2 separate regions of the Mus musculus genome follow, and region 2 is linked to region 1. The links are chromatin loops, found by intact Hi-C in ENCODE. Cell type or tissue: left cerebral cortex. All regions are shown on one strand. Each heading gives the region's core, and the rest is flanking DNA. Links, peaks and the distances in the headings are about the cores only. Region 1 overlaps Nhlrc2 (NHL repeat containing 2). Region 2 holds the start of Gm46657 (a long non-coding RNA gene).

Region 1 (16,252 bases), core at 2,834-10,833:
GAGTATTCAGTGCTCTCTTCTTGTCTTGGAAGCATTGCATTCATGTGGTGTGCGTGCGCACACACACGCGCGCACACACACACAGTCACATACACACACACACACACACACACACACACACACACACACACACACACGACCAATGCGCATACATTAAAAATAAATATATTTTTAAATTTAATTTTATTTGTAATTCATTTTTTACACTCCATATTCCATTCCCCCCATCCACACTCCAACTGTTCCACATCCCACACCTCCTCCCCACCCCCATCCCCCATCTCCACATGGATGCCCCCACCCTCATCCCCCATCTCCACATGGATGCCCCCACCCCCATCCCCCATCTCCACATGGATGCCCCCACCCCCACTCCACCTGACCTCTAAACTCCCTGAGGCCTTCAGTCTCTTGAGGATTTGGTGTTTCATCTCTGAATGAACACAGACCTGGAAGCCCTCTACTGTATGTGTGTTGGGGGCCTCGTATCAGGTGGTGTATACTGTCTGTTTGGTGGTCCAGTGTTTGAGAGATCTCCGGGGTCCAGATTAATTAAGACTGCTGGTCCTTCTACAAAATCTCCCTTCTCCTCAGCTTCTTTCAGCCTTCCCTAATTCAACAACAGGGGTTATTACTTCTGTCCATTGGTTGGGTGCAAATAACTACATCTGACTCTTTCAGCTGCTTGTTGGGTCTTTCAGAGGGCAGACATGCTAGGTCCCTTTTTGTGAGTGCTCCATAGCCTCACTAATAGTGTCAGGCCTTGGGACCACCCCTTGAGCTGGATCCCACTTTGGGCCTATTGCTGGACCTTCTTTTCCTCAGGTTCCTCTCCATTTCCACCCCTGTAATTCTTTCAGACAGAAACAATTATGGGTCAGAGGTGTGACTGTGGAATGGCAACCCCATCCCTCACTTGATGTCCTGTCTTCCTGCTGGAGGTGGGCCCTATAAGATGGGAACTTATAATCAGAAGTAACCGTGCTAAATGTCTACTAAAACAAAACTAAATTTATCTATCAGGACTTCAATAGAACCCAAGTTCCACATATCACAAAGTTCCAATATCTTGTATATAGTCTGAAATTACTGTATACAATGTATACAACTGTATACTATATACAATGTCTTATATATAACCTGAAACCAGTGCCCAGTCATTCAGAGTCACAGTAAGATCCTGCCTTAAACAAACACCATAAAGAAGGGTATATGATTAATCATCAAAGGAAAAATAAACAAGATATTGATGCCAAAATAATTTCAATCAGCAGAGACTTGAAGCAGCTATAAAATCATGTTTCATTAAGTAAAAGAAAAATACAAATGAAATGAATGAAAAGACAGGAAATATAAGCAAACAGATAAGACCATAAAAGAAAAACTAAATGAAGATGTCAGAGCTGAAAACACCTACTTGAAACGAAGAAACTGAATGAGCTCACTAGCAAACTGGTGGCAGAGGAAAAGGCCAGGAGCCCTGAGGTAACATCAGAGAAAGGACACTGGGAGACTGAGTGAAAAGAGACACTTCTTCAGGCAACTTGGGATCAGCTTAGAGCATCTAAGGAGTTACAAGAATCCAAAAGGAAAAGAGAAGAAATCAGGGCAAAACAAACATTGATTAATGCCTAATGTTCTCATTCTAGCTAAGGAATTAGTATACGTAACTTCAGGCCAGCATAGCATCTAAGACCCAACAGAGGAAAACATGCCTTGACAGCTCACGATCAAACTGCTGAGAAGCAACAACTAAACAACCAAGGATATCTTGGAAAATCCTGAGGAGCAGATAGATGCCTGGGAAGTGGAAGGGTAGGAGTGGGCAGAAGTGGGAAGGATTTGAGACTTTGGCCAAACTGCTCACCTTTTATCAGTTTTCTCACTTGTGGGATGGGGAAACATCATGAATGACTCCCTAGGTTAAGTGAATTAAGGGACAATCTGTGTAAGGAATTTAACAGTACTCAGTACAACAGTGAACTCTCACCCAATTTAACCATAAATTAAAAAAAAAAAAACCTCTAAATTTCAAAAGAAATTAGCAATATCACTCTTCACAATTATGTCCCATAGGGAAACATGCGGGATGTAATCTATATACATAATACAGTACATTACTCACATGAGTAAATATGCAGACATGCATGGGGTCATCTAGTTATAGGAGGCTGGATTATATTCCGTATGAGACACAGCTGAAGGGAGTAAGCCAGGCTAGACACAAAGGACACACAAAGCCTCAGCAGACTCAGAAGGGACCCCAGGGAACCCCAGCTTCTCTACCCTATGGTCCAGAAATGTGTTGCTCCACAATAAAGAGCACTTGCTAGTCACATTAAATAAAGCAGAGCCTACAAGGATTCTAGTTTGTCCTTCTTTCCTTTGTCTTTCTGTATCCATGGCTCCATCTGCCACTGAGATACTAAACAGAAGCAACAGCCCCTTGCAGACTGGTCAGTCAGCTCCTACAGTAAGTCCTCATTCTTTGTTACTTTGATCAGCTCCATTTTTTTCAGAACAAACCCTGGCCATCAAATACACCTCTACTTACAGTGTAGTTTTGATCTCAGCTCCGATCTGTACACAGGACATCCTTATCTGTCCAGGGCAGCTTTCCTACTCAGCCAGAACGAGACGAGAGCTCCCCTGTGGGACATCCATGCACACGTGCAGCACACGCCCTCTGAATCCTTCACCTTCCTCACTGCTTGCTATAGCCTTGATGCTTGGAGAGGGAATGGGTACCATACCTGGTTTGTATACCTTCAGGGTGCTGAAACGTGGCTTTATGTGGCCTGGCTTTTCAATCTATTGGGACAACTCCAGTAAGTTTAATGCACATGCTTTTGTGAGTCTGGAGCTCGTAAGACGTTTTTGGTTTGGTCTGTAATTTTAACAGTTTTATTAAGCTGTTCTTTGGACTTTTCTGGGTTAATAGTCCCTGGTATCTTATAGGCCCTTTTAAGATGAAGAGTGAAGGGTTGTTTTGTTTTGTTTTTTTCCCTATTTAGGTTTCTTTTTCTATTCTAATTTCAGGTATTAGTTTGGGTGGTTGGCTTTTCCTGAGGTTCTCCCAGTAGTCCCACGCTGCACCTCCTTCTCTTGTCTTCTGAGTCGCTCACTCTCTCCCTGCACTGTTGGTCTTCTGGGGCTCAGCCTCACCCACTAGAGCTCTCTGCCTCCCTCGACTTCGCTGCAGTCTCGACTCCATCGTTACACGCAGTCATCCTCCCTTCTACATCCTGTCGTTCAGACTTCGTTTCTAATACAATCTTGAAGTCAATCAATACCCATTTCTTCTTTTCTTTTTAATTTTAGTATTTCTGATCCAACTTGGTTTTCATTTGTCTTAAGTGTTGTTTGAAGATATTACTCCAAAAAGGAACACAGTTGTTAAGTCTGTGACTCTCAGTGAGGATGTCCACACACTCTCTTTCCTGTAGTTCTGCATGGCTATGACCACCTTATCATCCTATAAACCAGGTTCCTAGCCTGAGAGCTCCCTCTTCTGACAGCTCTGCTCTCTGTGCAGTTTCATTTATGGACACCACTCATGGAGGAGGTGCTGGCTGTAATTCTCCTTCCTTCATACTGGATCCTAAACTTTCCCTTTCATTTCCTTCTTTCGCTTTGGGGCCGAATCTAAGAGGAACCACACCCTGCTTGTGTATTTGATGTTTGTCCCAAAGCAGACTTCTCTACGCTTTCCATCCTCGTCCTTCCTGAACATTTAAGGTAAGCTAGAACTAGGGCATCCAAACCTGTGCTAACATTTTAAGCTTGGTATTGGGGATTTCTTACTAGGACCTATTTGTGCTCTAAGTCTTCAGAATTACTCCTACTTTTTTTTTTCCTTTTTTTCAAAACTGTTGCATTTTATTTTTTCTTTAACATTTTTCACACAATGTATTTTTATTATGTTTTCCCTTCCTCTAATTACTCCCACCACTCTACCTACTCAATTTTACATTCTTTCTCAAAATATAGACAAAAAACAAAACACCCAAAACAGAAAAGCAGTAAGAGGGAAAAAAGGAGAAAACAAACAAACAAAATGAAACAAAAAGCCCACGAATAAACAAACTAGCAAACCAACCAGGAGTTGGTTTTGTGTTTGCCAAGCACTTGACTTGTTCTTCTGGTGCTGGTTAAGCTGCCTCTGTCCCTGTCTTCAGCTTGCATCAGGAGCACCTTTAACTAGAGCTTAGTTTATGTCTTGATGGCCACGTGATGTGAGGGCCATGGTGCTCCATCTGGTGGTGCTGTGAGATGCAGAGTCAAATACGGTTGTTTGTTTGGGAGTCAGGGGAAGACTTTAAAGCATGTGTATTAGGTACCCTTCTCGTTGCTATGACAAAATCGTCAACAAGAAGAGACTTGAAGAAGGGTTTGCTGTGGCTCGCAGTCTGAGGGTCCAGTGTGCCACTGCAGGAAAATCCTGCTGACAGGAGTGGGAGGCATCCAGCTGTGAAGCAAAGAGCACCAAATACTGGTGTCCTGCAAGGTTATAATTCAGTAATTCATGAGGAACCCTAATTCATGGGGAACCCAGCCTCATGGGATGCTGCCCCTCAAAGTTAAGGAGTGTTTCCTCACTTCAGTTGTGCTAATATGGATAATCCCTGAGGCGTGCCCTGACTGGTCTGCTAGATAATCCCACATCCTGTCTATCAAGTTGACGAAATTAAATCTTACAGGTGGCTTCCATTTTCCTTCAGGCCTGGAAACAACACAGATACATTTTGTTTAACATCATGTGTATAACTTACATAAAGTAAGTCTTCCATATTTTGTTGGTTGATTAAATAACTGTAATCAAGTCTAAAAATGAGTCTCTTAATGAAGAAATGCTATAAGTATCAATAAATGCTAAATATAAATGCTGTAAGTGTAAGGCACAAGGCAAAGATAACTGCTAGCTCTACTACTACTTGACAAAGAGGTGAGGTACAGATAGGGAGACAGCAAACACAATTACACAAGAGAATTACTCAAAGACATTAGAATTACAAATACCTGCATGTAATGTGATATAATTAGTATGCCAGAAAAATCCTTGAGATTCAATTAAAAAGATTTAGCAACTTTGAACATAAAATTAATACTTCAAAATAGCCTTCATAGAGGCAAACAATAACCAATTATCAACTTAATAGAAAAAAAGGGTACATGTATGATAAACTGCTATGTTACATCTATAGAATGATGTTTAGATAGGTAAATGTTAACACAGTGCTGAAGCAGTCTCTCTGTCTCTCTGCCTTTCTCTCTCTCTCTCTCTCTCTGAAGCAGTAGGAATAGTCTCTCTGTCTCTCTGCCTCTCTCTCTCTCTCTCTCTCTCTCTCTCTCTCTCTCTGTGTGTGTGCTTGTAGAAATGTAAGTGAACATGGCTCTAGAATGCGGAATTTAGAAATATGCAGCAAAATGACTTTTACTCTCATTTCTAGGAAATGACCCTTAATTAGTCCACCATTATGTGAAAACCTATCCCTCCACAAAATTAGTCATTGTAACTACTGAGCCAACCTTAGAGCCAACATACAGGAAAATGGTTGAATTACACTGTATATACACTGTGAACTATTATGCACAAAATGTACACCACTTTCTAGTTAAGAGAAAAAGTAGTAAGAAATGAAATAAAGTACAAGGCAGAAGCAGGTAAAGAAATAAATAGGTGCACGAATGATCAACCTTTCCATTTCACTGTGAAAGCCATGTTGTTATATATCCACTCCACACACACCTGGATGTATGTGCGCGCACACGCGCACGCACGTGTGCACACACACACACACACACAGACACACACACGCGTGCACACACACATACAGGCACACATACACTCACACACAAAAAGGCTACAAAGATGGCAAGGGTGCTAAAATGAAATACAAACAGCAACAATGAATTCCCTGCCCTTCAAATGAACACAGTAACTTCTGTGGGAGGCAGGTGGAAAGACTAGCCTCCATAATTGTTTAAGTCTTTGAGAGGGACTAAACTAAAACCAAAGACAGCTCAGGAATCATGAGCTCCTTGGAGAAACGGTAACTTTGGGGATGGGCTGTGAAAGCGCAGGAGGAACTAGAAATATTCTGGTGTGAGAAGGAAGTACTCCAAAAACAGCAAGAGCACAGGAGGCGGCTGGTGGGCAAGGCACTGGGTAGATCTGGGACAGTGCAAACACTGGAATAAATAACAGTAATGATTCAAAAGTCACCAAATTCAAGGAGGAACCCACAACTTAAGCCCACTTGTTTCTGCATGTTATATAGATGTAATAATATTAATCAAAGTAGATGGTGGCTATTTCCTACTTACCTTCCACCTAATCAATATATCTCAATATTTTCCCAAAGAAATGATGAAGGGGTGACACCTCAATGATGAGAAGTTAAAATGAGGCAGAGAGTGGTGAAGGAGATTCAGGGAGAGAAACCAGCACATACAAAGACGACGGAAGTTTGAGACAGTAAGAATAAATACCCAGAAATGGTCGGCCTTCAAAGCCATGGTCAGAATTTACACCTTATTCTACATGCAATTGAAGTTATATGGAGACTGAAAGGCAAGTATCAAAGATACTTCAAACTAACCTCATGAGCTTCCCCTCCAAATCTGCACTTTCTCTCGTGCTTTGTTATAGAACTGCATTATTATACATCCAACTATATAAGCAAGAACTCAAGATACAGAGTCTCTGTAATAACCCATGGGCAGCCTTCATCATCCATGTTTAACTCATGACCAAGCCCTATTGATCTTAACCCCTACAACTTGTTCAGTCTGTACCCATCTGTAGAGAGCATGAGAGCCTTGTGCTCACAGATAAGCACCAGGGAAAGCAGGGATGTTAGACAGGCTGGATTGTCTCCTCAGGGGGAATGTCTACTTGCTTCTACACAGAAGGCTGGGAGGAGATGCAGTTAGCAGCCTGGTGATCTGTGCTACCTATAGGGCCAGGCCACATACGAACTCCCCAGATCCTTCCTCCCTAGACCTTTATCGTGAACATTGTTCCTCGGTCAACAGAACCCATTCTATTGCACGTGTACTTTATAACTTGGTAACCACCTTGTTATCTGTATGACTGGGATACACCAGGTTCTCCCCTAGGCCCTTAAGCTGTAGAACTCATCTTTATGGAAGAGGTCACATGTACTTTACAAAACAGTTCTAATGCAGTCACGCCTTAAGCTTTATTGTTCACGTGGGATTGAGTCAGTTGTTACCAGGAAGCATTTATTTAAAACCGTTCTGTATTTGAATATGTCTAAAATAAAGTGTCCAGTATCAGACTCTAGAATCTGAACCAACACCGGCAAAGTCTTGCTGAGCTGATTTCCATCTTGCCGCATGCACATCATTACCTGCTGACCCTGGTATTTGCAGATTGCCACACCTGTCTTATCCATAATGAGTTATCTCCCTAAAAGTCAGACTGAACTCTTAAAAACACACAACTATGACTGTATCACTATCTTGCAAAAAATCCTTCACTGTTCTTAATATGAAGATCAAGTCTCATTCCAGCAGCAGCTCTGCGGGACTCAAAAGGCAGTCTGTGTTCTGGTCGGCGGAGGCTTACCCTGGAGACCCAGCAGGAAACTCTACAAGAGATGGGACAGGGAGCCACCTTCCCAGACACAAACGCCTGACACCATGAGTCCTCAACTCCACAATCTGGTGACTATCAGTCATGTAGACAATGTCCCGAGCTCCTGGTATTCTGGCTAGACTCCACCCCTACAGTTAACCTGGCAATAACCAGGTATGCTCCTCCCCAGTTACCTGGCAACAGCAAGGTAGCCCAGCCCACTATAAAAGGGGCTGCTTGGCCCCTCTTCTCTCTCTTAAGCTCTTATCTGTTACTCTCATTTTTCCGCTCTCTTTCTCTCCCTCCCTTCTCCTCTCTCTCCATGGGGTCATGGCCAGCCTCTCCTTTTCTTTTTCTTTTTCTCTCTTTTTCTTTCTCAAACCATGGAACATTTCTGCTCACCAAGACCCTCTGTGTTAGAACAATGAAAGAGGCCTTCCCCTAAAGAGCCATCTCCCACAGGAAGGCCTCCTAGTGTTTCCAGCCACCAGACTGGACCAAAGACTCTCACCCAAGGGGAACAGCCCAGCGCCCTTTTATCCCCCTGCCCCCTTCTCCTTTCGGCCCCCGGACTGACCGAGCTGCCCCTGGGGCCCTCACTTTGTTCTCAGCTCTTCTGCGACACACAGTAGCATCTGGGATGTCCAAGACTGAGAACCTGTTGTCTCTGGGCCAGCCCAGAGATCTTGGACTGTTCCCTCTCTACCCCCCGGGGACTGGGGTTACCGGCTTCCCACAGCCAGACACCCACTCTGGTGGCACAGAGAGCGCATGGTAGTAGTACCCCGCATCTACCCACCCAGAGCCCCAAAGCTCTGGCACGAGGCAGGTCTCCCACCCCCTTATTTCCCCACAATCAGTGCCCCACACAACTCCGTATCGTTTGCGGCTCCCAAGGTGCTGTAGCTTCCTTCGGTTCCTCAGTATATCCTTACAGTAGCCCTCTTCTCCCATCTTTCCATGGTTCTAAGCATCTAAAATCAACCATAGTCTAAAGTTATGGAATAGGAAATCACAGAAGTCAATTATTCATGTTTTAGACCACACACCCTCCTGAGTAGTGCAGTGTGATATCAGCCCACTGCAGCCCACCTCGTGTCTATCATCCCCCTTTCAAGGTGATCATGTTGAATACACTACCCACATTAGCCACCTAGTCGTTGTATTAGTTGTGTTCAAGTAACCAACACTCTGTATGGCCCTAAAGCTCAGGAACAGTAATGCTAGCAATTTATGTTTCTCAATAAAGAAGCCATATATTTTTTTCTTTTTCTTTTTTTCAGTGAAAAGGTGAGAGATTCTGACTTAAGGAATGAAAATAAAATCTATGGTAAGAATGCATATTTATTCATCATCCATCAAGACAGAAAAAGAAACCTGTGCTAGTCTTGCTATTATATCTCAAATTGCAAATATTACTTAAGGCCATAATCTGATACGCACTTACTAATAAAAAAGGGGGCCTCATAGGTTATTACAGAGAGTGAGCAATATCCACAAGGCTTTGGATATACGCCTTACAGGTCAAGGGCACTAGTATGTAAGAAGCAGAATGAAGATGACTATATATATCACACAGTCCAAATACTGATTCATATATAGACAAGTATCAAATATCTCTTCTCATTTTTTAGCTCTGAGTCTTAGAATATACACCTATTTTTCTTGAACTAGTTTGCTTTTTCTATTAGCTGGGTCATAACAAGTACAATGAGAAGGTTCTTCCCTCTGCAACTCCAACATAAGAATCAGAACATGAAGACCAAGAAGGAACAGGAGAGGAAAGCAAAGAGGAGTGGGAAGACAGCAATGGAAGGAGGAAAGGAGAGGGACAACTTCCAAAGCCTTAGCAAACATGTAACTTCTAAACAAATCATTCCAAAAGCCTGGAAGAAAAGTGTGCTGGTTTCTATGAGAATGGTCCCCACAGGCTCAAATATTTGGATTTTTAGTCACCAGAGAATGGGACTGTTTGGGAAGCACTAGAAGGATTAGGAGGTGGGGCCTTGCTGGAGAAGGTGTGTCACACCAGGCTCAGTGTCTCTGTTTCTGCCGGAGGCATATGGATTACGATGTAGATCCCTCAGCTACAGCTTTAGCACCACACCTGTCAGTTTACTGCCATGGTGATCATGGATAAAGTCTCGAAAACTGTAAACAAGACCCCCATTCAATGACTTTTTTTTTTAAATATAGGAGTTACTTTGGTCATAGTGTGTCTCTTCACAGCAATAGAACAGTATAAGACAGAAAGATAAACACATACAAAATCAATTGAATTCATTGCAACAGAAAGTGTTTAGCAGTAGTCCACACAATAGTCTAATTTGTGAACTAAAACTATTTGAAGGCTTTTTGAATACATTTTAAAAAGTAAAACCTGTGCCCTAAGTGGCAAGCATAACTTTATAAAAAGGAGAGAAACCATCTCAGGCACAGGGACATTACAGTGTCACATTACATGTAGTATACATTACAGTATTAAAAAGCATGAGAAAGGTATGAGAAAAGGCTAAACTGGCAGTGTTGCTGTTCAAGCAGAAGATCTGAGTTCAGATCTAACACCCAAGTAAAAAGTAGGACACAACGGAGGCAGGTCCACAGCCACAGCGGAGGAGAGAGAGATGGAGGCAGGCTGACACAACAGCTCCACTGCCACAGCAGGAGAAATGGAGGCAGGCTGACCCCAGCGACTCTGGCCAGACAGTCCAGCCAATCTGTGAGCACCAGCTTTACCAAGAGCCCTGCCCCAACAAATGAGGAGAGAGGCTGAGGGAGATTCCTGAGGTCAACCTCTGGCCTCCACACACATACACCCAGGCACGCCCTGCCACCACCATGCAAAACTACCACAGATGACCTGGGGCAAAGCTAGGCAGGCTGAAACAAGGGGAAGAAGGGTCCCATGGGCAGAAGACACTGGACAATAGGTACTTGTACTTAAAGTAGTAGAAATACTGAAATCAAGACCACTAAAGATTAAGTTGAAGCAGAGACCAGAAGCAAAACAGAAAGAAAAAAAAAATCGTTAGGCTCTTGATCAGACTAAACCCCTGAAAACATGCCATAAAATGACCAATATTTTCACAGGAGCTCACCTATTTAAGAACACAGACTGATAACTAGATGGGTTGTAGGATAAGAGAAGAAAATGTAAACTACATACAGATAAGAGTTAACTAGGAGACCCTACCGTCTGAAGGGCCTCTGTGTAAAGGCTCTCGCCCGGCACCTGGATGTGGAAAGGTTCCCACCACTCGAGACACCACAGGTGGAGTGGCTCACCACGGCTACACTGTGTATAAGTCATGTGATTCATGCTGAACAAGCATGTCCTTGGGAGTCTGATGTTCTGGAATATGCCACAGAAAAGAAGCTGCCCCCATAAGCACCTCTGCTAAAAACATGTGAGATGAACTTAAGTGGTGGGAGGTTCCCTAGGTGACTGTGTGCCAAATGTGTCTCTGTCCACGCTGGAGGAGGTGCGCGCTTGGTGTCTCCACCAAGAGAGGACTGGCACCCTGCATCTGGTCTCCCCACACCGCTCCTGAACAGCTGGCTCCTGTCTTGATCCTGCTTGTGCTCTGCCCTGTAATCACTTGGAGCCTCAGCGGCAACTATCTTCTGACTCCAAGCCTGAGTCTTCACCTGGTTGGTCCTCTATACTGCCATTGAGGGTGGTCTGGAAACTGACTCAAAATGAATTAAACTTAACTCACTTCAAGGTTTACTATACTGTAAAGTTAGAGGTGCAGTCCTGCAGACTACTAAAGTGTAAAACAGGTAAGGCCTCACATACTGCATAATATATACTAATGCTCATCCGACAGTAACAAAATATTCAGCCTTTAAAAGAGAACTCTGATGCAAGCCAGGCAGTGGTGCATCTCAACACTTTAGAGGCAGATGCAAGAGAATCTCTCTAAGTTCAAGGCCAGCCTGGTCTGCAAAGCAAGTCTCAAAACAGCCAGGGCTGTTACACAGAGAAACATTGCCTTGAAAAACAAAACAGAAATCTGATGCAGTTATGCATTAAATATACCTAGAAATGACACTGACACATGCAAAGCTAAGAAAACGCTTTGGTATAAATCAAGAATACTTTTCCTGTGCTAACAGCCACTGTCCTAAGTGAGTATTATAACAATATACTTCTGAGGTAACAGCATAAAGAAGTTAAAATCTTAGAAACTCTCATGTAGCAAGCAGAAATCACTTGGACTGTTACCAATTTAATATAAACACGTTGAATCACTATGGACTAATGACCTCAGGGCAGAGTTATCTCTTTTACGATATTTAAGCGTTAGAGTGACTCTTTACAACTGAGCAGGGTTTACTGTTTGTTTAAAATAGTTTTTTCATATGCTATTACAAAAATGATATGGGCCACTATTGCAGGCCTGAGTTTGAAAGCTGTTATATATTTACTTACTTACTTACTTACTCTGGGTTTGAATTCATGAGAAATCCTTCACTTTGCTGAGCATCCTGTGAACTAGGATTTAGACTGTGCTTGCTGACCGTCAGGACAGAACAGCATTGCTCCGCTATGTTCACAAATGTCTCAGACATGAAAGGCGTCTGTAAGCAAGCAAGTTTAACCTGCTAACAGCCGACTCGACTTCCATCTGATGATTCCGAGATATCTTTTCAACATGAATTGAATTACCTTCTGACAATAAAGAAACTTTTGTGTTACCCAGATTTTCATGTGGTAGCTTATTATTGCAGCAATATTTCTTTGAAATTACAAGGCTGAGACCACTTCCCAAAGTATTTTCCAAGGCTTAAAAATTTATTCCACAAACAGTATTCAAAATAGACAAATGCAGAAACACAAATTACTCATCTACAGCAGTGGTTTTTAACCTTCCTAATACTGTGGCTCTTATGCAGTGCCTCATGCTGTGGTAACCCTCAAAACCATAAAGTTATTTCATTGCTACTTCATAACTGTAATTCTAATACTGTCATGAATTGTAATATAAATATCTGATATGAAGGCTATCTGTATATATGTGACCCCCAAAGGGGTCATGACCCACCAGTTAGTAATTGTTCTACAGTCAAACAGTCTAAGAATAAGATATCCCATGGTATGCTTGCAAACTAGTGATTTGATTTGATGGAATGATCAAAAACAGCATTTTTTAAAAAAATTTCCTGATTTGTAGCATTTGTTGACTTTCATGGTATAAATACTTCTCCTATGGCCAGTTTCAAGTTTACGGTTGGCTCATAAAACTGTCTATATACCTAACAAATGGATCTCACTAGTCGGTAGGATTTGATGCTAATAAACAAACTGAATTTCTCCCAAAGAGCAAATATTTGTCTTTATAATGTTAACTTTAAAAGTAAAAACAGAATAAAGCATCCCACCGCCCCCATTTAGAAATGGCATTTCACTCTATGGTTCAGGCAGGCCTCCAAGTTGTCACGCGCCTTCCTACCTCAACTACCCACGTGCTGACATTACAGCATGCACCACCACATGCCGCCAGTTTTGTGCTCAGAGAGGTTATTGTCTATAAACTTTACTGCCGTAACAATCCTTTAATGTAACAGAGAACTAAGTACAACCATACTGTTGGACATCCACCTCCACCCACCATCCATCTCTGACCTCCTCAGCTTGCAAACCTGAAAATCCCAGACACAAAGCCAAGGCCATCCTGGGATAAAAGTAGGCTCTAAACCAGCCGGGCTAAGAATGAGAGCCTACCTCAAACAGAGTGCCTGAAACTTAGTCTGTTGCACAGTAAGTCTTTACTAGTCTCTTTCCACGCCATTTTCCCCCCTATCTCTATGATTTTTGACTATTCTAGATAACTCACTTAAGTGGAATCTCTGTGTGTGTGTGAGAGAGAGGTTGGTTATTGTACTTAGTATAATATCATACTTCCCTCATGAGAGTGAACAGGAGCCAGAGAGCGCATGTCAACTTCCCCTTTCCACTCACCCTGCAGTAGGTCTGGCTATTGCTGTGACTCGGCTGCAGTGACTAACACAGTTGATAAAGGTCTGCCAAGGTCTCGCTGTCTCTTCATGGTTTGCTCTTGGGAGGCTCTGTGCTTTCAGACAGCTCCGTTTCATCACTGGCACACAATTCCATGTGCTCTTCTAATCCTTATTTCAATGAAACGAGTAGTGCTAGCTTCACCTGCACTTCTGACTGTAATCATCTAGCTAACATTGTCAGATATAATGATACTGCCAAGAAATCAATTATTAGCTTCAATTATTTTCCTATTGTCTATTCTGTTTTTTTCTACTCCAACCTTCACTGTTTGGTGCCTTCTGCTAAATTCATGGAAGTTAGTTCTTTTTCTAGTTCTTTATGCTATAAATTTGGTTTGTGTATTTTTGTTTTTGTTTTTGTTTTTTTTTTTTTTGAGACAGGATTTCTCTGTGTAGCCCTGGCTGTCCTGGAACTCACTCTGTAGACCAGGCTGGCCTCGAACTCAGAAATCCATCTGCCTCTGCCTCCCAAGTGCTGGGATTAAAGGCATGCACCACCACTGCCTGGCTTGTATTTTTTTTTTAATGTGTTTATATGTTTTCCTATAATATAGCATAAATATTTGTTTGTTTCTAAATATTTTCTAATTGTCTTGTAACCTCCATTTTGGTCTATTGGGTATTTAAACATGTGTTTAATTTCCACAAACCATTCATCTCCTCAGCTTTCTTTCTATTGATTTCTAACTTTAATATATACTTGGAATATTCTTTTAAAACCTACTGAAAAAACTATGACCTGATATATGGTCTGTCCTAGAAAATGATCCACGTGGACTTGAACAAAATGTGTGTGCTGACAGTGTTGAGATGTTCTATGTAGGCTGTAGATCTAGCTGGGTTAAGAAATGTGTGTCCTGACAGTGTTAAGGTGTTCTGTGTAGGTTGGAGATCTAGCTGGCTTATTGTATCTTTTAAGCCCTTTATTTCCTTACCTATCTTCTGTCTGGAATTGCATTCATTATGGAGAATGGGTATTGAATTCTTCAACTACTATCACAGAATTGTCAATGTCGTCCCTCAAATCTGCCAATACCTTTCATACTAATCTTTACTATGCATTTGTCTACTAAGTCTTGCAGAAATCAAGCTACAACATCATGTTTCAACAATGTAGCTTTTATAACTAACTACCAAGTGTTCACTCACACCTGTTTCTTCTCAGGCTTTAAGATAGTATGTGGCAGGTGCTCATGTCCACCTGCAGAACTCTTAGGAGCTTCCCAGCTTCTATGTTTTCCTTTCTTTCCCACTTGAGAAATTTTGTGCAATTGCAAAATTTTGCACAAAGTCTTCCTTTAGGAATCAGAATACACTGGCCCACTGCCTTCCGCCTCTGACCTCCTCACAGCCAACCACCTGAGGAGACTGCCAACTCCTCACACTCTCTGAACGGAATGAGCTGCTTCTCTCCTATTGCTGAGTTCTCTGTCCTTGTGTCTCAGTCTTGGTGTGGTTCTCTTTGACTAATTCTACTTAAGAGTTCAGGGAACTTCTTGGATATTTATAATCATGTCTTTCATTAAATTGGGACAGGTTTTGGCCATTACTTTGTTAAAAGTCCCTGCTACAAAGCATCTGTTCTATTTGATGGTACTCTATGTGTCCATATCCTGTCCAAATGTTTGTGATCCTTTCAAACATTTTATAAAATATTCAGCAGCTTCTGCTGCCTTAGCTCTAAGCTCAGAGCCTTTTCTCTGGCTGCTTCAGTCTGTCTCCAAACACCCACTTCAGATGGTGCAGTCTTCCGTCCCAGCGTTTGTTCTGTGTGTTGTCAGAGGTTCTCCTATCTCTTTACTGTTCTTTCCTTTTCCTTGTGTACTGTTTATCTTTTCTACCCCTTCCTGTTGTTCTATAAGCATCTTTAATATTTGTTTTCGAGAGTCTCAAACCTGTCATTTTATCTTTTAATGAGATAGTTTCTGTTGTTTATGTTATGTTGTGTTTATGTTTGAATAGCCTATTCTTCCTTGTCTTTTTGGTTTAGTTTTAATTATCTTGTGACTTTTGCTAAAAATATTCAGCAACTCTGCCTTCAAAAGAATGAAAGTTCCACCCTAGACAACCATCTCTGCAAGAGCATTTCCGTTGCTTCCTACTCTTCCACCTTCCTGGACCCTTTCTTCTTAGAAAGTGTTACACTTTTCAAAGACTTGTTTATATATACATGAGGTTACTGACTTTCTCTAGGTATAGTGTCAACAAACTAAGCTAATTACATAGTCATTTAGGGAGTCAACATTAGGATTTTTAACATAGTTCTAAAATACAATTTTATTATGTCTCCTATCAAAAAACTCACACATACACACACACACACAAAACAAAAAACAAAACAAAACAAAACAAAAAACAACCTTCAACTTTGTCACATCCTCAATGGAAGAAAAGTCTGAATTCTTAGGAATGCCCCAAAGAGCACTTCACAACATGCACTAACTTATTAGTCTGTCTCATTTTATTTATTACTTGTATGATTTTTTTTTTGTTTTTTGAGACAGGGTTTCTCTGTGTAGCCCTGGCTGTCCTGGAACTCACTCTGTAGATCAGGCCAGCCTCGAACTCAGAAATCCGCCTGCCTCTGCCTCCCAAGTGCTGGGATTAAAGGTGTGTGCCACCATG
Region 2 (16,252 bases), core at 5,310-13,309, 110 kb after region 1:
ATAGTGGTACTTCCTGCCCGTTCAACAAAGGAGAATGTGTGTGGCATAGTGGTACATGGCTTTAATCCCAGCACTTGATGGGTAGGGGCTAGAAGATATCTGTGAGTTCTAGGCCAGCCGGGGCTCCTTTGTGAGACCCTGTCTCAAAAACAGACAGACAGACAGACAGACAGACATGATGGGTGGATGACTGACAGACAGACAGGTAGGCAGGCAGACAGAGATGACAGATGGATGACAGACAGACAGACAGTCAGGCAGGCAGGCAGACAGACAGACAGGGAACAGAGGATGCGATCTCTTTCCAGTTTTTCTTATAGTTCTTGTCACTGGCCCCGAATAAGCAGACACGCCCCATGCCCCCCCTTCCCCATCTGTTTAGCTCTTCCATCTCACTCTGGAAGAGCTCACATTTGTACCCTGGCCTGTTATTGTCATGCCAGTTGGAAGTTCATAGGTCTGATGCCAAGAGGTCGGTCCCATTTCCCTCTGGTTCTACAGCCTTAGAAGATTAGAAAGAAAAAGCCTAAAATAGCAAGACTGCTCAATTGGAAAATTTCCAGTTTCCCAATTGGCAATTGCTCAATCGTTAACAAGCTCCCGGATCACCACAACCTTGGGACTCCAGACTCTCTGTCACAGTCCGCGAGTACTTACCAGGTCACCAGGTAGTTCTCTGCACCTGCACCGTGTGGCTCCAGAGCTCCTCCTGCTTACTGTGAGCTCTGGTGTGAGGGTGGATTAAGTACCGGCTCTGTTTGAAATGTGAACCAGCAGGAAGTTCTCAACATGCCTTGGGAAGATTTTACTTTTGTCCCCAATACAAATGGAAACTGGGGCCTAAGGGGAAGTCCTGGGCTTTCATTCTTCTTGTGGCTTGGCACAGCATTACACCTGATGTTCCAGGTAACTGGTTTAAAAAAAAAAAAAAAAGCAAATAAAATTTAAAAATTCCTGCAAGACTTTGGACCATAGGAACAATGACTCTTATTGAGGACAATGCTAACCTAGCCTTGACCTTCTGCAGTGACTACCACTGAAACAATTCTCTGCTTCCCACCCAGCCATATCTCACCAACACATCTTCCTTAGGAAGAATTGCTTTGTACCCAACTAGGAAACAAAAGCCCGGCTTCTCTAATACATTCATTCCTTCGAGTAGCTTCCAGGAATATTGGCAAATTCATTCATGATGGAGCAGTTTCTTTGGTGGAGGGAGGGACTAGGCATGCTGTCCAGCACATGGCCCCTTCAAAGCAAGAAACATACACAAACAGTTGCCATTTGACCAGTGCAGTAGTATTGGCCAGCTAAGGGGTTTGCGTGTATTTTTAAACTCATATTATAGGTAGACGAGATGGCAGAGTGCTAATGAGTTACATCACTGTTACATTGTTACATCTTGTTACCTCTAGAAACAAAAGGACATAGTCTTTTACCTTTGTTCCTAGTGCTGAGGTAGCTCAGCTTCTATCAGCTTTGCCACATATTCATTAACATTGTAGTCTTTCAGACTTTGATATCATTAGTCATCAGCATAATAGGATGGATAATTCTCTGTCTCTCTCTGTCTCTGTCTCTATCTATCTCTCTGTCTCTGTCTCTCTCTTCTTTCTTTTTTCTTTGAAACAAAGTCTCTTTGTTTCTGAGGTTAGCCTAGAACTTATTTGGTAGACAAGGCTGGTCTTGAACTCACAGCGTTCCCGGTCTCAGCCTACTGAGTCCTGGGATTACAGGAGTGTGCCACTATGCCCACCTTTGGATGGATAATCCTGACTTTACAGAACCTTCCCTAAAGCATAAGGCTCCCCATGAAAAGCGGAGTACACAGTACTGGTTAGCCTTTGGCAAGGGCTCTTCCTCCATTGTTTACTTCTGCACCACACAGAGGAGGCAGGCCTTGTTGGTTCTCCTTTTGGCAACTCTTCTGGGCTCCAGTCATGCAGAATCAATTTGTCCCCCTGCTGCACAGAACTTGCTTTGTTTGTTTTAGGAGAAACCATTTCTTGAAATATATTTCCTGATATACAGTCAATACCTTAGACCTGGAAACTCTCTGTGGCTTCACAGCCGGTCTTTGTGCAGATGTTACTAGTTAGTGTCTTAAGTAGTTCTTCAACAGCTGTGCTGGTCTCCACTGTGAACTGCAGAGCTATGGATAGCCTGTCACTGTGGTAACAATTCCTAACCAACAGAGGAAGAGGAAATTACTTTATGATTTTTATTCCTTTAAAACAATAAAACAGATGACAGACCCATGATCTTTCCATCTTCTGTCTGTCTGCTTGTCCATCTACCTATCCCACCATGTTCCCACATTTGTTCTTATTCTCCAGTAATAGTATTTTTTTTCTGGGAAGTTGCTTAGTATATCCCATAAGTACCTAAGAAAAGCTACTTGTACTATAGATGCAATGTAGAAAATGAAAATGAAATCTGCCTCTGGCATCAAATACTAACCTTGTGAGATAGCCGGAAACATGCCAGAAGACAGAAGTGTGGTGTTTTTCCTTATTAATCATTACCAACAACACAGGCAAGGCTGCCAGTCAAATACCTTTGCAAGTAAGCAGCGTCTTTGAAATTTCAGACAACTAATCTGCTAAATGCACGACAGACAGGCCTCTGTCACAAAATTACTCTTCCTGTTCCTCCTTCACCAAAACAGAGCTCAGCAGCATGTACTAAATGGAAATATCTAGTGTTTACGGGGAGGGATTTAATTCACCCAGAATATCATTTAGTCCTAACCCTCTTAATTTCAAAAAGAGGGAACTGTAATTTAGAGAAGAAATAGTTTGCTAAAGGCCACACAGCCAGTGACAGAAATGAAACTCCAGCCTATGGTGACCTTATGGCTGGCATGTGCTCTTCTGTAGCCCGAAATCTGTGAGATCTATGTTGGGACCAGTTTCTCTCAGCTTTTGACCTGCTCTGCTACCGACTGGTAAGGCTAACCAGGCAGGTTGCCAGATCTGTGGTTCTCATGGTCCCGTTTCTGTCCTGGTTCAAAGCACTCCCAGTACCCATTCAGGCCACAGTGTGATTCTGCCCTTGATCCAAAGCCAAGGGCTCACCAGTATGCAAGCTGACAAGACACGTGTATGCTCAATGTCCCTGCGGAGAAAACATCCCTGTTGATGCCACCAATAAGTAGTGACATCAACCACACTGTGGGCCATCTTTACTGCGTCTCTATTCTATACCAGATAACTAAAAGAGGTAAGATGAGAAAAGGCTTTACACACCGTGTCCTAGAGATAGTGTAAAAATGAAACCAGTGCAAAATTCATCTGTCCCATTTGGTGATGTCCTAATGTGAAGACAACTGGCAAGATGAAGTGCTTTTATGACCTTATGAGTCTCGTGACCAAACTGATGGGCATTATGAGTTGTACTGTTTCTACCTGCACATTTATGAGAAAAATCAGAGTGGCCTATACCTTATTTGTCAGACATCATGCTGAATGTCTGAGCAAAGCAGTCAAGAGTCACTTGGTGATATTCTAACACTGGCTTTGTAGCTCTGATTGTTTAGGTCAGAGCTGTCTGCCATTGTAACATGTTTTCACAAAACAGCATACAAGTCCCAGGGAAGGGATGTGTGGGAAATGAGTATCCCTGCAAGTCCTTTCTACATCAGGAAGGAACAGTTTTCCTACAATATTGGAGGAAGATTTCCTGTTACATCTGATTGGGCTGGTCATGTCACCTTAAGGCCAGTCTCTGAACCAAGAGGAAATGGAATCTCATTGGCTTAGACCTAGCCTGGTTCTTTCTACTGTCATCTGAATAAAGTCAGGTCTCAGCCAGAAAGGTGGGGAATAGTCACTGTGCATTCCCAGCCTCCCTCTAGGAAGGACCACAGAAGCAAAGCCTTTTCTCACCTTGATCTCTGCACTCTGGCCACCATGGTCTTCACACTATGATGGTCTTCTCTCTACAAATCCACAGTGTCCCCACTCTCTAGCTTACTCTTCCTAAACATCTCCCCTGACCAGCCCATCTTCCAGGTCCCACTTGAACCACACTTCCCAGGGACCTCTTATCTCTCAGTCAGAGGCAGGGTCTCAGGACACCATCTGATCCTATGCAAACTTGGGAGCACATTTCACTCTTACCATTTTACCTGTGTTTGTCTAATCATTTAATCGACGACTATTTCATCCTCCACGAGACCCTACACTCCACTGAGATTGAACCGACCACCCCACAGCAAACTGTGGTGCCTCCCACACTCTGTAATGCTATGCTTGTTGGATGCCAGTCACTGTGTTATGGATACACAGACAACAGAAAAGATGAAGAACTTTGGAGAACTGATCCTTGGGCCAGGGAGGTCTAACACCGCAGTGATAGTTCATCTCTACTTCCCTTTCCTTCCTCTCTCCATGGCCACCCCTGGGGCGTTGAAACGACCTATGTCTGTGTGACCCTTATAAACTGCTGGTCTCCCTTTGTGACTGCACCTCCCTAGCTTCGCTACTCTTCCCATCACCTCATTTCAACCCGGTTATCTCTTTATCCTCTCTGAGGCATCAAGACTCTTGGCCTTCCTCATTCCTTTGATGTGCCAGCTATGCTGCTGAAATGTAGTTGAAGCTGCCATTTCCTTACCCCTGTAAAAGTTGATGAGCTAGTCTGGGCTTTGCACAAGAAAACCACTGAAGAGGGGGAGCAGGCAAGCAGCAGGTCTTGTTTCTGTCCTCTCATTGGCTGATAACATATATAGTAGCCTGACACCAAAGTCTTTACTCAAAAAGGCAATGGCAGTCTGCCAAGCCTTGCTAACGTCCTCTATACTTTGTTTCTAGGTTGCTCTCACCTGGTTCTCAGCCGCAAGGGTCACTTCTCTTTGTCCCTTCCATTTACTTCTCTATTCACACACACGGTCACCCCATTTCAGGGCTCTCAGAGGTCCTTCTTCAGAACTGTTCTTCCTCTGCCTCTCCCAATGCTAGCACCATCATAGGGTTACCGTGGTAAGCGGCAAGGTTTAGGTTTGTCTGATGTGTGGCAATCTTCGGTTCAGGAGCAGAGACAGGAAATTCATGGGGGCAGGGTGACTCCAATCTGGGCTAGTATTTCCTAGGGAGATGTCACAAAAGAACAAAAAGAGGCAAGGAGTTAAGTATATTTACCAAAGAGCGTTCCAATGACCTGCAGAATCAAAGGGGATTAAAGAAGGAAGATAAAAAGAGATGACTGGATAAAGAAAACAAGAAGGGGATTCTTTGGGTGGGAGTCCTGCTGGCTGAACAAGAAGGCAGTTAGTTCTTGGAAAGAAGATGTTTGAGGGAATCTTTCATGTAGAGCAACACGGGGGGAAGGAAGGTGGTAGATTGTATGCAAGGCCCTCAGCTCCTACCACTTGTCCCCACAAAGTAGAGCAGCTGCAGGAACTGGGCAGTCCAGGCCAGATCACTGGCAACAAGAAGATCAAGGGACTGGACTAAGGTGTCTCACCCTCCATGTGGGTGTCCAGGAGATGGAACAAAGTCCTTCTGAAGCTCCCTAAAAGAGCTTTGGTTTGTTTGTTCCCTAATAGGGTTGTGAATGACCCTTGGCTGTGGCCTATAAAGGTTTTAGAGACAGAAAAAAAAAAGCATAAGAAAGGTAATAATATCCTCCCTATTAAGCACCACACCAACACACACACACACACACACACACACACACACACACACACACATTCATTTTAATATTGGATTTGTTGATAAAAGAAAGGACAGAGATGCCGAAGACAACTCTTAGATCGACAGAGTGCCAAAATCATGCTTCTCTTTATTTTGAAATAGCATTTGGGTCCAAGATGAGGGTAGAGGATGGAGACAGGTGTTAAAGGGTGAACCGAAGATTTCAGACTCAGGAGACAGCTATAGTAGTGATGCTAGGAGGCAGGAGGGATGCAGGAGGTGGGAGGGATGCAGGAGCTGGGAAGGATGCAGGAGGTAAGAGGGAGAATAGGAGGGAGGAATTATGAAGGAGGTAGGAGGGATGCAGGAAGTGGGAGGGAGGCTAGGAGGTAGGGATACAGGAAGTAGGAGGGAGGCTAGGAAGTAAGTATGCAGGAGGTAGGAAGAATGCAGGAGGCAGGAGGAATGCAGGAGGCAGGAGGGATGCAGGAGGCAGGAGGGATGCTAGAAGCCTTCTACTTGGGCTCTCTTTCCCTTGTCCTAAGTCTTTGTATTGTCAGTGGTTAGCCCTGAGCTGTGAGGTCTTGGTGGACAGTGGAAAGGGTCAGTTCACAATACAAAAGACAGAGAGAGAGAGGAGGAAGATGCCCGCAGGAGCAGTGGTCCCCACACCGAAGCTTACTTCCTACTGCCTGTTACGTTGTCCAGGATGCATACCGACTTCTGGCTTTCGTGAGTCAGTGATGGGATTTTCCTACAGCTCAGGGCGTGAGCAGCCTAGTTTATTTGCTTTCAACTTTGAACGTAACAAAACTGGCCATCTTTCGTTTCTGGGACCCACAGAAGAGAGGTCAGGCTGTACATAAACATATGAATCATAAATTTGAGGAACCAGACAAATCCCCATAAAATTATATTACAATCCAATTTGTATTGTGTTTCTGTTCCTCTGTCCTTTTTTTTTGTATTGGGAAATGTGTTTTATTTTTTCTTCAATGTTTTAATCTCTTTCAAGCTCTGCTCTAGCCTGATGAACCATGACCTAAAGCAACTTGTGGAGGAAAGGGTTAACTTCAGCTTACATACAGGTCACAATCTGTCACTGAGGAAGTAGAGCCAGGAACTCACGCAGGCACTGAAGCAGAAACCATAGAGAAATGCTGCTCACCATCTTGCTCAAGGCTCCGATTCAGCTACTTTTCTTGTGTAATAGCCCAGGCTCACCTGCCTAGGGATGGTACCCTCCTCCATCAATGTAGCAACCAAGAAAATGCCCCCATGGACATGTCCTCAGGACAATCTGATGGAGGTGATTTTGCAGTTAAGAATCCCTCTTCTCAAGTATGTCAGATTGACAACCAAAATTAGCCATCATAATCTACTTCAGTTGATTACATTTAAAAGGAAGGAATATTTGACTTTTAATGTTTATTGGTATGAATTGTATAACAGCAAAGTGGGAGCAGAAAAAATTAGGCATATAATTCTCTGTTGGTGAATATGAGAGACACATGCATAGAAAAAACAAATGAACAAAAAAAAAAAAAACAAAAAGCCCAATGTGTTTGTCAAGATCACTAGGCTCAGAGTAGACACAGGAGAGAGTTACTAAGTGGGTATTTACAAAGAAGTCAGTTGAATTACAGGAAGTAGTCAGGCATGGTGAAACACCGGGGCTCACTACCTGCAAGCTTTACCATTTCTAGGCCTGGTGAAATCAGAGGAGAGAGGAGGTTCTGAGGAGATTTGTAGCCAGGGAAGAAGTACCACACTGTTGCAGCCGAGGCTCTAGGAAGTTCCAATGTCACTGTCAAACCATGTTCAGAACGGAGAAAGCAGAGACAGGCGGGAGTGGGAAGGATGGGGCGACGTCAGCAGAGGAGCAGATATGGAAGAGCCAGCAGCAGGACTTCAGAGAGAAGCAGTATTTGGGGAAGAAGTCAGCCATGTCCTCTGCCACCAAAAGGAGGACTGAGCCAAGGCTGAGAACAGACCCCTGGATTTGGTAAGACGATGTCCTGCCGACTTTAGAAGAACCGCTTGTGAAGGGGTGTTGAAATGAGAGTCTGATTGCAGCGGGTCAATCAGAGAAAAGACTCATATATCTTCTGAGGGCCATTGCAAGAGGGAAGAGGGGTTCTGGAGGGTCAAATGAAGGTATCTAGAGGGGTTATGATCTGGGGAAGGCAAGTACTAGCGTTAGTCCATCCCATATTGAGGGAGCTGGGGTGTTTTTATACACGCCTCCAGCTAACATCATCAGTAAGACAGCAGTTCATCGGCACAGATAACTTTTGGCTTTGGAAGGCAGAGGTACTCCCCACGCAGAAGCACATAGCTACTGACAAATGGGCAAAGGACACTGGCTGATATGATTGGCTGTCTCATCACCACGAACTACACATAGGGCTGCAAAAGGAGCGTTAATTAGACACATGACCAGTCTGCACTCAGTGGTGAGGATAAAGACATTGGTACAACGGGGGCTTACGATTCCACACTCAACCTATGTTTTGAGGATGAAGAAGACAAAGTGTATCCTAGGCTAAATGATGGTTTCACCCTGAAGGAGGTCTGTATCCAGTCTCCAGAACTTGAGTCTGTTACTTTATATGGCCAAAGGGGAATTTAAAAACATAAACTAAAGGGTCTGGAGACTGGAAGAAGGGCCAGGCTTATTCAGCAGGCATGGCAGGAAGGAAGAGAAGACCCTCTGCTGGAGACTTGGAAGACATAGTGAGTGGCCAGGAGCCAGGGAATGTGGGCATCCTCTAGCATATGGAAAGGGCATAGATTGTCCTCTGGAGTCTATGGAAGGAACCTACCCGCAGAGGACTTTGGTTTATACATCTGACATTTGTCACCAAGAGCACATCTGTGTCATTTTAAGTCTCTGATTTTATAGTCGTTTGCGAGCACAGCAAACTGGACACTGTCATGGGGAAAGCAGATAATGGGTTAATGGAAGACTCTCCTGCAGAACCTCGTGAGCACCTTGAACATTTGCAGCTTGCAGAAATACTGACGATTACCCTGTGCACACTTCCTTCCCGCAGACATGACAGAGCTAGCAGGGGCCAGCATCATTCCATCTACGTGTGTAGCCATACACCTGGGAGGTGTCTTCTGTCAGATGGGCTTTGCAGATAAGGCATAGCTCCATGTCGATGATGGTCTCATGGGGACATATTTATCTCCACACTCGCTGTGTTCTGTACATGGACTCTGCATAACTTTATACATCAGTCATACCTCAGTATGAGGAGGAAGACAGAAGCACAAACCTGAGTGATGACGCTCCTCCCCTAAGCGCCGTGCTCCACCTTACCCTCAGCTAAGCTGTAGGGCTGTGCTCCACCCTACCTTCACCTAAGCTATTCCCACCACAACCTCCCACCTGGACCTCTGCTTCCACATTTCTGTCTCCTTGCTGTTAGCCAGGGAGTCTTCAGCAGCAGCACAGCACAGCACACCTATACCCCCTGCTTGAGTATCTCTAAGGTTTCCCTTTTCATGACAGTGAACCCAGTGCGCTCACATGGCTGAAAGGCCTGCATTATCTATCAACGCCCCTTTCTTCGTTATTCCTGAGTTTCTTGCTCTTTCTCACAGAGGTCTGGTGGGAGCTGCCTCAAGGTCTCTGCCCTTAACTGCTTGCGCTGCCTCCCTCTCCAGCCTGCTTCCTGCACACATATTAATCTCCCCAGAGAAGCCTTTCCTGGCTGATCTTCCCCAGCCTGCCACCTCACTGTTTATAGGCTCTGCATCTTATTGATCTTACTACTCAATACTTCCTGGTACATGAAATTGTATTAACTATCAGTGTTCTTGACCAGATACAAATTCTTCAAGGGCTAAGATTGTTTCATTTTCTACTATATCCCCAGTAACAGAAGAATGTTCCACATATCGGCCAAGAAATATTTGATGAAATATACACAAACAGGTTATACTACATATATGGTCATTTCTTTTCAAGTGTCATGGATAGTTAAGGACAAATGGTGAATTTGCATGGAACTGTAGTTTGCTGAGAATAAGCTGGGTACATTTTTATGTAACCACCCACATCTCCTGTCTTTATTTCTGAAAGAGAAATTGGTCTTCGGCCCCCACATGCCTTGTCAAGATAGGGAGGAAATTAGGAGCCAGCTGCTTGAGTTGAAAGTGAACCATTCCACACATTAATTTCCAGTCACAGATTGGTCTTTTTTGTACCCTCAAATGGGAGTGAACTTTTTCCCACAGGGTGTGTGGTTGTAGGGACTTGGCTGGTGAACTACAGCATTTCTTACTGGTATTTTAAACCCAATCCACTCCTTGTAGTTCATTTCCAAGTCTGATTTTAATGTGGCCATTGTGCTCTGTCCTTGTTGTATTGGTTGCTTTCCTCATAGCTGACAAAAACCCAACAAACACAACTCCAGGGTTTATTCTGGCGACTTCTGGGGGTGCAGTCAACCATGGAGAGGGGGAGTCTAGGGGAGTCTAGGGGGCAGGAGCCTCCAGCAGCTGGCTCCATTCTGTCCAGTCAGGAGGCAAAGGCAGATGAACGCAAGAGTTTAGCCAGCTAGCTCCCTCTGCATGTCGTCAGGGTTCCTGACTGTGCAACTGTGCTCATCATATTAAAGGCATCCACCTCCGTGAACCTAGTCTACAGAATCCCTTACGGACACTCCCAGTCACATGACTTCTTGGCAGTTCTGGATCAGCCAAGTTGGCCAAGTATTAGTCACCATGCCTACATTGTTTGAGAAGACTAACATTTTTGAAATTAAAATATAATTACATCATTTCCCCTTTCCCCCTTTCTCCTCAAAACTTTCCCACACCCCATTCCTGCTCTATATCATACTCATGACCTCTGAACCCTTTTCTTTAACCATTGTTTGCAATCCATATAACGTTGCTAATATGTATATGACTTCGAAACTGACCAGTTACTATTGGTCAACACATTTTTCTCTCCATTTTTTTCCTTCCCACCCTCAGCATCCCTTAGTTGCTCATGGTTCTTTGTCTAGGGTTGGTACCACACAAGTTCCCCCTTCCATGTGGGCTCGTCGATTGGTTTCCCACTTGTGTAGGCAGCCATGCTATTGATGCTGCATGGGCATAGATCCCTGACATTCTGAGGAGACACAGCCTCAGCAGGCATCTTGCTTCTCTGACTCTCATCTTCTTTCTGAACCTCTTCCTCAAGGTTCCCCAAGTCTTAGGTGCAGGAGCTGTAACTTCTAAAATTTAAATAACAAGAGCTGGCTGAAGGTATCCATTATCACATGTTTCCTCTGCCCCCTTCCTGCTCCCATCTCCCTTTATCCAGACTCCCTGCAGGACAGACCCTCTCTAAGTTCCAACTCCTCATCTCTCCATTCCCTGCCCCCCAGGTGTCCACCTCCTTGTGCACAGATTGAACAACACAGACTCCTGAGAGCAGCCTCAAGCTCAGCTGGGAGGAAGTGCTGCTTAGCATCCACACCAGAGAGGCTCCCTGGTGACCCTAAGGTGTCAGTGGTGGCCAGCCATCACATTGAGTCCCCTCCTTGTGGTCTATAGAAGCCAAACTAGGTATTTTCATCACCCTCCCCAACCCCACAAGCCTTTTGCTTGATGAGTCAGAATTCTCACAAAAACACCCACCAACGGAAATGAGTCCTTACGGGTGTATACTTCTACGGAGCTTGAAAAGCTTTTTCTCTTCAAGTTATTTCCCTGGCTCCTCCCAACAACTGGGTGAGAGACAATAACGCTAGAGCAATGTTCTGTGGTGTTCGCTCCAGGGCTACCAGATTCAGCTAAACAAACACAGAAACAAACCAGTAACAGTAGCAATTAGACAATGAGCAAACAAACAAAACAAACAAAACAAAACAAAACAAAACAAAACAGACCAAACTAAGATCATGGAAAGTTCCATACAATATCCGGTGTGTGCTCACCCTAAAATAAAAATCTATCTGAAATTCAAATTTATTTGGTGTTGACCTGATTGACAGAAAGAGCTTCTCCAAAGACAATGAAGTTGTTTTGGAAATGAATCTTGCAATGAAATTACACATCCACAGGAAATCAAGGATGTATATAGAGGAGCAAAGGGGGATACCGTAAAATGCCAGAGCTACATAATCATCGGGAGACAAGTAATTATTCATGTCTGGGAGAACCAAAAGCAAGGGGCGTCCATCCAAGTTTGGACAGGCAGTTGCTAGGTTAGAGTGTAAGACTGTGATTCCTTTGTGTAAAATGGCTGGTAGATCCTCTTGTCATAGTTCTTGATTTCAGAAATACATGCACAAGATTTCCAACTCTCATTGTTGTTGTTGTTTTGACGCATCTCCAATCTGACTTTGACAAAAGTGACCCCATGTTGATTATGACAACTTTCTCTCTAGGCGGCTTGCACTTTGCCTGGAAGCTCTACAGGAGTCTCTTCCACAGCTCAGGTAAATTGTGAATGCCCTCTGCTGTCTCCATAGCCTTTCTCTTCTTGCATGGACATCAGTATCCTTAGAAAGTGCCTTCGCTGTATGTCAAAATCCATCTATGACCTGTTCTCCCACCTCCCTTTCCAGAGGTCCTTTCTGTGTCACGCATTGTCATAAGGTCTGGCGTAAAACACACTTATTGAATGTCTTCTGGTTCTATGCAGTGTGCTGTGTGCTTCATCTCCTTATATCATGTACTCTTCACAAGACCCGTGGAAAGAGGTCGTACACAGAATAATTTCTACTCTAAGATGGAGAAGCAAGTTTGGGATAATTACAAGTCCTCTGGGCTATCTGACACGGGGGCAGTGGAGTTAGGACTTGAAGCCGGGGTTGTCTGACAACTCGGCCTTTCTCCGCGTGGTCACTAGAACCAGGTGTTGACATAGCCACATGGCTCACTGGTCCAGTTTTATGCCTTGCTTGCCTTGGCTTTCTGAAGCTCCCAGGCTCTGGAACAACCACTGAGTAGACATTTTCTCCATTCCACGTGGGCGGCATGGGAGATTAAAAGGGTTTTCAATATAGCAATTCTTAAGATGTACACATATCCTTGGAAACCTTATTTTTAACTATGACAAAGAAAGAGTGTCACCACAAAGCTTTTGAAGAAAGGCATTGCCATCACTGCCAGCATGCTAAACTCTAAATTAACCCAGGCACAGTGTTCTTTAAACACATTTGCTGAAACGGAGGGGCAAATAATTTCTAGTTAATTCCAGTTAACAGGCCATTGCTGTGTAGCAAGAAGCTGTTTTCTGTGTCCTTTTTTCACATCTTTTGGGACAAGCTACTCTTTGGGCTTTGGTCTGCAAATATTTGTATAATTCATGCATGCTCAAGGAGAAAGCTTGTGTCCTCACGTCAAGCAACATCATAACTAGCGACCCAAAAGCAAAAGAATTCATCTCTTTCATCTTGGTACTTAAAAACTGTCTGTACTTAATGCAGTCGAGGAGCAGGGTAACCTGCAGGAGCTGAGAGCGTTTCCCCAAGTGTCTAAGGACAGGTTCTAAACCCTCAGGAAAAAAAAACACTTGAGAATGGATTGTTTCCTTCTCTGCTTAACACTAATCTAGTTAATTGTGGAAGCTGTTTCAGGAAGAAGAGATTTCTTTTAAAACATTAGTAGTGGGGATGAAGAGACGGCTCAGCGATTAATAATGCACGCTGTTCTTGTATAAGAGTTTGGTTCCCTGAACCCATGTTGGTGGCTTCTAACTGTAACTCCAGCTCCAGGGGATCTGACACCCTCTTCTGGCCTCCTCAGGACCTGCATTCAAGTGCACACATCCTCCTTCCTCATGCACATAATTTAAAAAGTTAAACATCAGGATGTATCATGGAGATTAATGGTCCCCTCTTGTCTAGCAGAAACTGCCAAAGCGATTGACTCCTGGAGAGGCAGTGCATCTGGGCTAATCTGCTGAAGGCTTGGTGGTTCATGTCTGCCTTAAGCACTTCTTAGTAAATTGCCTTGAGCTTAAAATTCCTAGGTAGACTCTCAAAATTCCCCGGTGTGTTAACCCCCTGAGTCCTTTGCCAGTCGGTCTGGGGAGAGGATACTGTGTTGGGTACTTTCTCATCACAGCCAAGAAGCAATGGAAGACATGAGAGGCTGGTCTGGCTCGATCTTGGTATCTTAGCCCACGTGACAGAAAAGGCAGAGCTGAGTTCAGAGCAGCAGGCACACAGAGCACAGCAGCAGGCACACAAGCACAGCAGCAGGCACACAAGCACAGCAGCAGGCACACAGAGCAGGACCTGCCACCCTGGCAGCTCAGGAAGCACGCAGCTGAAGCCAGCATCTCATAATAAATGTCCCTCTGCTGCTAGCTTGACTTCGTGTCCCAAAGGTTCCTTTGGAACCAGCACCACTAGCTAGAGACCAGGTGTTCACGTACAAGAGTCTGTGGGCCATCTCACATCCAAACCAACAGACATATACCAGGACTGAAAACAGCCAATATCCCGTCCCACGGGATTCAGTTATTCATGGGTGTGAGGGAGACCGCAAACCTGGAAGAAAATGGGATGGAAGAGAAAAGAGAAGCGAAGACCAAGTAGATTGTACCTATCAAGGTCTCCGTTTATTATGCTGAGGTGCCTTGTTTTAAAGCATACATCGCAATCGCGGGGGAATAGGGAGGGGTCGAGGGGGAATTTTACAAAGAACAAAGAAGCAGGCATCTGCTGACATGAGGGCCGAAGTCAGGCTCCAGGCGGCAGGCACTCTGCGTCTTATCTCCGGAACATAGATCCTCCTTAACAGCCTTGGGGTGTCAGGCCGGGCTCAGGTGTAACTCATGTCCTTGGAAGTCATGAGAGTCAGGAAGAGATAGGGAAGAGGGGACTATAATTCAGCTTTTACAGCCTCAGGTGCCAGGAAGGGAATAGGGAGAAGGGAGTGATAACCAGCTCCTAGCACGAGGCCATTTGGCCTGTCAGGGAGATTGTGAAGGGCTCGCTTTCTCACAGGATGGTCTCTGACAAACCAACACACCACTAAATTCCCTTTAGTATCTATAGCAAGTCTGCTGTCCTTGGAGGGCGGAATCAGAAAGGCCAGTAATGGCGGTTAAACATAGATTCCTGCTTTTCATCCCAGACCTGAACGGTAGTGGGAGTGGCCCAGACTAAGAAACTGCTGCATTAGACAGTCCACTAAGGATGTTTTGACACTCCAAAGTTCTGGAATCAGTAAAGTAGGAATCTCCAGCTCCAACCTCCTCTCCCTTCCTGTTCCCTCCATTTTGCTAGAGGCTAGAATGGAAAGTATTTCTTCCAGCAACCTATCCCTGAGTCTGCAGGCAGAGGGGCAGCTCCCATTTATACGCAGAGTTGGATACATACAGCTCCCCCAACTACTTTCCTGGGGTGACTTGCTCATTTCCTCTGGGGTGAGCATCATCTCGGTCACATTTGAAAGCACCCAACGTAACATGACATTGGACAATGAGCTGTGTTCATGAGGCGTTGGCCGCTTCAGTCAGTCCCTGCACTTCGGGAAGACTTCGGTTTGGCAACACAGATTAGAAGACATGATCAGATGAGAGGTTTGGGGGCAGAGGCAGCACATGGACAGTTACTACCACCAGCAGCATCCCCCTCAGCATCTTAGCATCACTGTCATGGATGTCTACTGCTTACTGATGATCTTTGTGCAGGCGTCTCACTAAATCTCCCACTTTTACATAATTTCCTTTCATCTTCCTATTACCTCTTATGTAGATGATGAGACACAAGGATCACATGGGCAACATGTGGTCAAATGGAACAGCTGAAATCAGATCATAGGTCCAACTCAGAGTCCAATTTTTATTTATTTGTTTGTTTGTTTAATGTATATGAGTACACTGTAGCTGTCTTCAGACACACCTGAAGAGGGCATCGGATCCCATTACAGATGTTTGTGAGCCACCGTGTGGTTGCTGGGAATTGAACTCATGACCTCTGGAAGAGCAGTCAGAGTTCTTAACTGCTGAGCCATCTCTCCAGCCCCAGAGTCCAATTTGTAAGCATTCCAATGCTTCCTTGCTATAAATAAATAAATAAGAAAACACATGCTTTGCTGACTGATATTTGTTTTACATAACTGAAGTTAAAACTAGAATTAGACCAGACCCACCCTGTCATTAACCCTTCCTTCTCCAACCCCTTTACAACCCCCATACTATTTGCTCAGGTCAGACCATTGGAGCTCAAGAAGTCCTTTGTCACCAGGCAGTGGTGGCACATGCCTTTAATCCTAGCACTTGGGAGGCAGAGGCAGGCGGATTTCTGAGTTGGAGGCCAGCCTAGTCTACAGAGTGAGTTCCAGAACAGCCAGGGCTACACAGAGAAACCCTGTCTCGAGAAAAAAAAAAAAAGGAAGTCCCTGGTCTTGTGTGTCTGGCGCTATAGCCCTTCTAAATTTACATGCCATTGGCATCATTTGGCTTTAAAAGCTGGAAACAAATTTGCTGAAAGCTGTGTTGGCGTAAATATTTACAATTCCAGATAAACTAAAAGTTGTGACATCAAAGGCAGCCCCTTGCATTGGACCATGTATTTTCAGGTGTTGGCTGATCACATACTGTGTGATGCATGGACCTGCAAGCTAATGGAGTTTCCCTGTCCACGTCAGTG

Evidence for each region. Peaks named below come from ENCODE experiments on the same cell type or tissue, not always from the same donor. Only the 100,000 strongest peaks of a DNase experiment are listed, where the experiment ranks them.
Region 2: it touches region 1 in a loop (8-fold over the local background); 2 of 42 quality-filtered maps call a loop at or near these places.

The regions. Positions count from the first base shown.
Region 1 is chr19:56,553,514-56,569,765 of GRCm38, reverse strand. All of the region lies in intron 2 of Nhlrc2 (NHL repeat containing 2), which reads right to left. Among named protein-coding and RNA genes, the nearest start is that of Nhlrc2, 13 kb to the right of the region's middle. In left cerebral cortex, for the core only: CTCF peaks have their summits at 3,515 (motif pointing left) and 4,266 (motif pointing left); DNase peaks (open chromatin) are centred at 3,514, 4,266, 6,093 and 7,332; H3K27ac peaks cover 3,074 bases.
Region 2 is chr19:56,446,103-56,462,354 of GRCm38, reverse strand. Gm46657 (a long non-coding RNA gene) reads left to right here and starts at 7,365. Exons shown (of 3, transcript XR_001782684.2): 1 at 7,365-7,641; 2 at 12,032-12,082. Plekhs1 (pleckstrin homology domain containing, family S member 1) reads right to left here and starts at 718. Exons shown (of 13, transcript NM_001164263.1): 1 at 658-718. In left cerebral cortex, for the core only: a CTCF peak has its summit at 10,247; DNase peaks (open chromatin) are centred at 9,738, 10,288, 11,299 and 12,648; H3K27ac peaks cover 3,194 bases.